Regions from separate parts of the Homo sapiens genome. Here region 2 is linked to region 1. A link is an interaction called in ENCODE POLR2A ChIA-PET data of the cell type or tissue named here. Cell type or tissue: Caco-2. All regions are shown on one strand. Links, peaks and the distances in the headings refer to the core of each region. The heading gives the core; the rest is flanking DNA.

Evidence for each region. Peaks named below come from ENCODE experiments on the same cell type or tissue, not always from the same donor. Only the 100,000 strongest peaks of a DNase experiment are listed, where the experiment ranks them.
Region 2: POLR2A ChIA-PET joins it to region 1 with 9 read pairs; 2 of 35 experiments call an interaction of 5 or more read pairs at or near these places.

Annotation. Positions count from the first base shown.
Region 1 is chr7:139,445,122-139,449,513 of GRCh38, reverse strand. It overlaps a transcript of KLRG2 not described here and the pseudogene RNU6-911P. Among named protein-coding and RNA genes, the nearest start is that of KLRG2, 36 kb to the left of the region's middle. In Caco-2, for the core only: no CTCF peak of the experiment used is centred there; a DNase peak (open chromatin) is centred at 2,166.
Region 2 is chr7:139,119,188-139,123,579 of GRCh38, reverse strand. No RefSeq gene overlaps it. Among named protein-coding and RNA genes, the nearest start is that of ZC3HAV1, 12 kb to the right of the region's middle. In Caco-2, for the core only: no CTCF peak of the experiment used is centred there; no DNase peak of the experiment used is centred there.

The sequences.
Region 1 (4,392 bases), core at 132-4,131:
TATAAAGTCTCCAATAGTGTAATGTCCTAAACCTTCACAGTCACTCCCCACTCACCCAGAACAACTTCCAGTCCTATAAGTGCCCCATACAAGAGTACCATTTTTAATTTTTTGAAGCGGAGCCTCACTCTGTCACCCAGGCTGGAGTGCAGTGGCACAATCTCTGCTCACTGCAACCTCCACCTCCCAGGTTCCAGTGATTCGCCTGCCTCAGCCTCCGAGTAGCTGGGATTATAGGTGCCCGCCACCATGCTGGGCTAATTTTTGTATTTTTAGTAGAGACAGGGTTTCACCATGTTGGCCAGGCTGGTCTTGAACTCCTGATCTTAGGTGATCCACCCACCTCTGCCTCCCAAGGTGCTGGGATTACAGGCGTGAGCCACCACGCCCAACAATTTTTTTTTTTTTGAGACGGAGTGTCCCTCTGTCACCCAGGCTGGAATGCAGTGGTGCGATCTCGGCTCACTGCAACCTCCACCTCCCAGGTTCAAGCAATTCTCTGCCTCAGCCCCCCGAGTAGCTGGGATTACAGGTGCTCGCCACCACACCTGGATAATTTTTGTATTTTTAGTAGAGACGGGGTTTCATCATCTTGACCAGGCTGGTCTTGAACTCCTGACCTCATGATCCACCCGCCTCAGCCTCCCAAAGCGCTGGTATTACAGGTATGAGCCACTGTGCCTGTCCAATTTTTTTAAATTTAATTTTTAAACAGCAGCCATGCTAATCTCTGTATTGTTCCAATTTTAGTATATGTGCTGCTGAAGCAAGCACTATTTATCTTTTAAAAAACTTTATTTTATTTATTATTATTATTTTTTAAGAAGGAGTCTTGCTCTGTCACCCAGGCTGGAGTGCAGTGGCGCAATCTTGGCTCACTGCAACCTCCGCCTTCCAGGTTCAAGCAATCCTCCTGCCTCAGCCTCGAGTAGCTGGGATTACAGGCGTGAGCCACTGCGCCCAGCCTATTTATCTTTTACACCATATTTTTACTGTACTTTTTCTATGTTAGATACACAAATACTTACCATTGTGTTACAGTTGCCAACAGTATTCAGTGCAGTATATTGGAGTCAAAATTAAAATATAGAGACAAATCTCTAAATTTATCATGTTATTTGGGATACCAGAATTGCAGCTTCAGGCATACAAACAGACTGACTGGTCTTCAATATGTCCAAAGAACAAAGAGGAGGTTTTATAAAAAGGAGAAATGTTGGCCAGGTGTGGTGGCTCACACCTGTAATCACAGGACTTTAGGAGGCAGAGGTAGGAGGATCGCTTGAGCCCAGGAGTTTGAGACCAGCCTGGACAACATGGTGAGACCCCATCTCTACAAAAAAATAAAAAATAAGCTGGGCGTGGTGGCCCCCAGCCTGTAGTCCCAGCTGCTTGGGAGGCTGAAGATGGAGGATCCTTTGAGCCTAGGAGGTTGAGGCTGCAGTGAGCCATGATTGTACGCCTGCACTCCAGCCTGAGTGACAGAGCCAGACCTGTCTGTCTGACAAGAAAAGAAAGGAGAAATGTTATGCATTGTTTTTCCACGAAGTCCATTAGCACTCGTAGAGTGTTGGGGAGCTGGCACACTCTGATTGGTAAGTGGCTTCAGTAGGTAAAACTAGATTTAGAGCTGCAGCAGGTTGTTTCAGAAGCCATTAGATAAAACTGGTTTCAGGTGGCAGCAGGCAGCTTCGGCAGCCAGGCTTGCAGAGAATTACATTCTTGGAGCTGTGTTATGTGCCCTAAGTGCTTTTTCCCCCTAGCTTCTCAACTGTTTTAACTGGGTGTGACAAGAATGGCCCAATTCAAAAGGCTGGGTGCGGTGGCTCACACCTGTAGTCCCAGCACTTTGGGAGGCCGAGGTGGGCAGATCACTTGAGGTCAGGAGTTCAAGACCAGCCTGGCCAACATGGTGAAACCCCCGGTCTCTACTAAAAATACAAAAATTAGCAGTGTGTGGTGGTGGGCGCCTGTAATCCCAGCTACTTGGGAGGCTGAGGCACGAGAATGGCTGAAACCCAGGTGGTGAAAGCTGCAGTGAGCTGAGATCGTACCACTGCAATCCAGCCTGGGTGACAGAGCGAGACTCTGTCTCAAAAAAAAAAAAAAAAGAATGACCCAAGTCATATGATCAACTTGCACAAGTAACATGCTGTACAGGTTTGTGGCTTAGGAGTAATAGGCCATACCATATGGCCCAGGTCGGTAGGAGGCTCTAACCTATAGGTTCGTGTAATTAAATGATGTTTGCACAATGATAAAATCGCCTAACAACAAATTTCTCAGACATTTCCCTGTTGTTAAGCGACACATGACTATTTAAAATGTATTTGATCTGAAACTATCTCTTTCAAATGCTATTTTATTGGGTTTTAACGTTATGCTGACTTCATTAAAAGAATAAGGACTTTCTGTCATCTAAGCTCTGGAGTAAACACCACTGATGTGTTTGGCAGGGAAGGCAAGGAAGTCTCAGAGTCTAGCAGGTCCTGTCAAAAGAGCTGAGGACCAACCCGAAGAGGCTGTCACTGACCAAAGACAGTTTTCTTTTTAAATTAATTAATTTTTGCTTTAAAAAATCCTTTTTTCCTAGGATTACTGTGATTAAATTAAGGATCTTCAAATGAGATGAGCCTGGGTTACCCAGGTGTACCCAAGGTAATCACAAGTGTCCTTATAAGAGGGAGGCAGGCAGGTCAGGGGTGAAGGAGGAGGAGGTTGGATGTCAGAAGCCGATGTCGGAGGAGGAGGTTGGGTGTCAGAAGCCGATGGTCGGAGGAGGCGGGAGGACTCAAAGATGCTACATTCTGGCTTTGAAGGAGGAGGGGACCAGGAGCTATGGACTGCAGGAAGATTCCAGAAGCTGAAAAAGAGGCTGGGCGCGGTGGCTCACGCCTGTAATCCCAGCATTTTGGGAGGCCGAGGAGGGCGGATCACTTGAGGTCAGGAATTCGAGACCAGCCTGGCTGACGTGGCAAAACTCCGTAATACAAAAAATTAGCTGGGGATGGTGGCAGTCACCTGTAATCCCTGCTACTCAGGAGGCTGAGGCACGAGAATCACTTGATTCTCTACCCAGGAGGTAGAAGTTGGAGTGAGCCGAGACTGAGCTACTGCACTCCAGCCTGGGCGACAGAGGGAGACTCTCTCTTAAAAAAAAAAAAAAAAAAAAAAAAACCCTGGAAAATGCAAAGAATGGATTCTCCCCTCAAGCCTCCAAGGGGGAATGTGGCTCTGCTGGCACCCTGATTTTGGCTCAGTGAGACTGCAGACTTCTGGCCTCCCCAGTGGAAAGGTACAAATTTTGCATTGTTTTGAGCCTCTAAGTTTGTAGCAACACTATCAACTGTATCACAACTTTAAAAATATTTTAGACTGGCCATGGTGGCTCACGCCTGTAATCCCAGCACTGGGAGGCCGAGGCGGGCGGATCACCTGAGGTCAGGAGTTTAAGATCAGCCTGGCTAACAGCCTGGCTAACATGGAAACCTCGTTTCTACTAAAAATACAAAACATTAGCCGGGTGTGGTGGTGTGTGCCTGCAATCCCAGCTACTCGGGAGGCTGAGGCAGGAGAATTGCTTGAACCCAGGAGGCGGAGGCTGCAGTGAGCCGAGATTGTGCCATTGCACTGCAGTTTGGGCAATAAGAGTGAAACTCCGTCTCAAAAAAATAAAAAATAAAACTTAAAGAGCAAAACTCCGTCATATATATATACACACATATATATATACATATATATATATACATACACATATATATAATTTAGGAAGGACTCTATAGGCCTTGCCAGATTACCAAAGGGGTCTGTGAAACCAAAAGTGGTTAAGAACCCTCGATCCATCTGCCCCCTGTGATTTCACCCTGTCTCACAGCATTAAATACCATCAATAAGCCGATGATTCCAGAACGTCAGATCTGGTCCCCTGCCACCTGTCAGGCCTCATGTCCCTTCTTCCCTGGACTCACTCCCCTCTAGCTGTTTCTCAAGCCCACCTGTCACTTCTCCTTCCCTCTTCATCTCCTTCCATGGCTGAAATCACCTGCTTTGAAATCATCTGTGTGCTTGATTATGCGTAAGCTCCGCGAGGACAGGATTTGTCTATGCATGAATACACCCTTGGTGCTTAGAATGATGCCAGCCCAGCCTCACGCCTGTAATCCCAGCACTTTGAGAGGTTGAGGCAGGCAGATCACCTGAGGTCAGGGGTTCGAGACCAGCCTGGCCAACATGGGGAAACCCCGTCTCTACTGAAAATACAAAACATTAGCCCAGCACAATGGTGGGCACCTGTAATTCCAGCTACTCGGGAGGCTGAGGCAGGAGAATTACTTCAACATGGGAGGCAGAGATTGCAGTGAGCTGAGATTGCACCACTGCACTCTAGCCTGG
Region 2 (4,392 bases), core at 318-4,317, 330 kb after region 1:
GACTTTTCATACCTGGCTTAGGATGTGGCCACAGTACAGAGCCCAGAGCAGGGGCTTCTCTTGCCAGGGTCTGAAGGGTTGATGATACTATAAACAACCCTGCTGAATTTCCTAAATCAATTGAAATGACCACTGACTTCCAACAGTTAGGTATAGCTTTAAATCTCTAAATCCTGGTAGAGGCTGTTTGAACTGTAGCTGTAGTTATGAAGGGCAGAATATGACACTGAGTGTACTTGAGAAGAAGTTATTATTCCGAACTACGGCTCTAATGGTATTATGAAACATATAACATAGGCACACAAAACCTGGTTGCATAGGTAACAGGCAAAGTTGGAACTTGCAATTTCATTGCAGCTGCAATGGAGCAGTGGATTCTGAGGGACTGTAAAACATAATCCAGGTTTTGATGATTGTATGACAATAAAAATTTATTAAAAAGCATTGAATTGGCCAGGCGCAGTGGCTCATGCCTGTAATCCCAGCACTTTTGGAGGCCGAGGTGGGTGGATCACAAGGTCAGGAGTTCAAGACCAGCCTGACCCACATAGTGAAACCCCGTCTCTACTAAAAATACAAAAATTAGCCTGGTATGATGGTGTGCACCTGTAATCCCAGCTACTCAGGAGGCTGAGGCAGGAAAATCACTTGAACCTGGGAGGTGGAGGTTGCAGTGAGCTGAGATCATGCCACTGCACTCCAGCCTGGGCAACAGAGTGAGACTCTGTCTCAAAAAAAAAAAAAAAAAAAGCATTGAATTATACACTTTGAATAGGTGAATTGTATAGTACTGTAAACAAAAAATAAAATTCTAAGCCCCCACCCCACCCCGACAAGCATCTGAATGGATGCCTCCTCTCAACCAAGGGCATTCCAAAGTTAATCTGAAAAACTAGTTCAGGCCATGATGGGACGGGGGAGCTGGACATTCCTCATTATATCCTCCTTGCTTTTGGAATTACGGATAGAATAGACTCTTTAAATCTGATAAGAAACATTTATTATCTATTCTCTCGGAAGCCTGCTACCTGGAGGTTTCATGTGCATGATAAAACCTCAGTCTCTACAACCCGTTATTGTAAACCAGACATTCCTTTCTATTGATAATAACTCTTTGAACCAGCTGCCAATCAGAAAATCTTTGAATTTGCCTATGTCTTGGAAGCCCCTATTTATAATTGTCCCGCCTTTCCAGACCCAACCGATGTATAGTTTACCTGTATTGATTGATACCTTATGTCTCCCTAAAATATATAAAACCAAGCTGTAGCCTGACCACCTTGGGCTCATGTTCTCAGGATCTCCCAAGGGCTGTGTTACAGGCCATTGGTCACTCATATATGGCTCAGAATAAATCTCTTCAATTATTTTACAGAGTTTGACTCTTTTTGTTAACAGTAAGTAAATTGTGTCTTGCTAAATCTGGTTTTGTTTGTTTGTTTATTTTAAAGATAATCCAGCCCAGAGCTTAGAGTGCTGCTCTGGAGTCTATGTTTCTCCAATTCAGCCTTGATACACAGTGATGCTGACCCTAGGTCCTTAGAAATCACTGTAGAAATCATGTCTCTGTCATTGACCGGGGCCATGAGTTGCTGAAGGTATGCCAAGGCACTAAGTTTTGGCATTTCCTGCTAGGGTTGATTTTCCTTAAGGAAAAAAAATCTCATGAAAAGAAGAATCCTCCACTCTCTGCTACAGAGCCACAGTAAATCTATTCATTGGCTCTGTTTGAGGGCTATCAGTTTTTTCTTTTTTTGTTTGCTAGGTTTACAAATATTCTGCCTTGCCAAAAAAACAAAAGAATGTTTTGTTTTTTCTTAATAGAGATTGTTCCTTCTGAAAAAAGAGAAGGCTTTAAAAACCATATTTTGGCTGGGTACAGTGGCTTACACCTATAATCCCAGCACTTCAAGAGGCCAGAGGTGGGAAGATTGCTTGAGCTTAGGAGTTCAAGAACCAGCCTGGGCAACATAGTGAGACCCCAGCTCTATGAAAAATAAAAAATTAGCTTGGTGCGGTGGTGTGCACCTATAGTCCTAGCTACTCTGGAGGCTGAGGTGGGAGAATCCCTGAGCCCTGTTCAAGGCAGTAGAGAACTATAATCACACCACTACACTCCAGCCTGGATGACAGAGCAAGCCCCTGTCTCAAAAATAAAGCCCAAATTTTTTTTTGCTCCCTCTTAGTGAACTATATGAAATCATGGGGAAAGGATTACTGATGGCTTGTTCCAAGCAAGAACAAGAATGACTCCTGGACCAAGCATTTGAAAATATACTCCTTAAAGAAATACATTTTTTTCAAGCCAGGTGAGGTGGCATGCACTTGTAGTCCCAGCTATGCAGGAAGCTGAGGCAGGAGCATCCCTTGAGCCCCGGAGTTCGAGGCTATAGTACACTATAATCATGCCTGTGAACAATGACTGCACTCCAGTCTGGGCAACATAGTGAGATCCCCTCTCTAAAAAAAAGAAAAAAGAAAAAAAGACATTTTTTTTTTTGAGACGGAGTCTCACTCTGTCACCCAGGCTGGAGTGCAGTGGCGCAATCTTGGCTCACTGCAACCTCCGCCTCCTGAGTTCATGCCATTCTCCTGCCTCAGCCTCCTAAGTAGCTGGGATTACAGGTGCCCGCCACCATGCTCAGCTAATTTTTGTATTTTCAGTAGAGACAGGGTTTCACCATGTTAGTCAGGCTGGTCTCAAACCCCCTACCTAGTGATCTACCCGCCTTGGCCTCCCAAAGTGCTGAGATTACAGGTGTGAGCCACCGCGCCTGGCCGAAAAAAAGACATTTTTTCAATCATTTTAAAATAGCATTTTCTCTTATTACAAAAGTACTTCATATTCACTGTGGAAATTTGGGAAGGTACTGAGAAGTAAAATCAAGAAAATGTAAATCATCTATAAAATTTATACCCAAGAAACAACACTTATTAACATTTTGGTGCTTTTTAAAAAACGATTTAATAAGTACTAAGGGATAACCATGTTGTGGCTCAACTATGAGTACGTTGGCAGACCGAGACAGCTACAGGTGATAATTGTTGAAGCTATATGATGAGTACATGGGCATTTATTGTACTATTCTATTTTTGTGTAGAAATTTTCTGTAATCTAAAATTAAAAAGAAATTTGAGAACTCCCAAATTCTTCTTTATGGCCGAAGTTTAACTGAAATGAGTTAAAGATATGGGAGTCAATATTTATTTCAATATAAAAGGTAAATTACCTTTTTTTCTTTTTCTTTTTTTTTTTTTTTTTTTTTTTTTTTTGAGACAGGGTCTTGCTCTGTCACCCAGGCTAGAGTGCAATAGTGCAACCATGGCTCACTGTAGCCTCAACCTCCTGGGCTCAATTGATCCTCCCACCTCAGCCTCCCTAGTAGATAGAACCACAGGCATGTGCCAGCATGCCTGGCTAATTTTTTAATTTTTTTTGTAGAGATGAGGTTTCCCTATGTTGCCTAGACTGGGCTCAATCTCCTGGCCCAAACAATCCTCCTGCCTCAGCCTCTCAGAGTGCTGGGATTACAGGCCTGAGCCACTATGTCCTTCCTGGTAACTTATCTTCATAGCAGTTAAAACGAAGTAGCTTTGTTGGGCTGGGCACAGTGGCTCACGCCTGCAATCCCAGCACTTGGGACACTGAGGTGGGCAGATCACTTAAGGCCAGGAGTTCGAGACCAGCCTGGCCAACATGGTGAAACCCCATCTCTACTAAAAATACAAAAATTAGCTGGGCGTGGTGATGTGTGCTTGTAATCGCAGCTACTCAGGAGGCTGAGGCAGGAGAATCACTTGAGCCCGGGAGGTAGAGGTTGCAGTGAGCTGAGATTGCACCACTGTGCTCCAGTCTGGGTGACAGAGACCCCATCTCAAAAACAAACAAAAACAAAAAAAACTAAGTGGCTTTGTGTGAGAATGCTATAAAAATAATTTTCAGCTTGTAATTGCTAGTGTAACCGTTTATTTGGCAGAAAGATAATTGAGAAATCAGAAAGCAATATAAACATAAAAGGATGCTAATGGGAAAATATCAGGTGTTCCAATGCAGGGAGCCCTGTAAGGAGGGCCCCTCTATGTCAGCTAGCTGCTGAGGTGCCAGACCCTGTTGTGTTACATGGTTCACTTCCTCCTCTAGTGCTGAAGGCAGCTGCTAGCAAGAACTGAAGGTGACATAGGGTTGTATGCCTTGGAGTCAGCAAGACCCAGATTTGAATCCTGCCTCTGCTGCTTCCGATGTGTGCTAACCTGAGTTTCAGTGTTCTCCTCTGTAAGTCGAGGTAATTAAACTTACCTCACTGATTTTCTTAAGACTCACCAGATACATAAGCATGAAGCAGTATAATGTAAGCAATCAACATTCTTATCTCTTTCAGTTCCTGCTGAGTG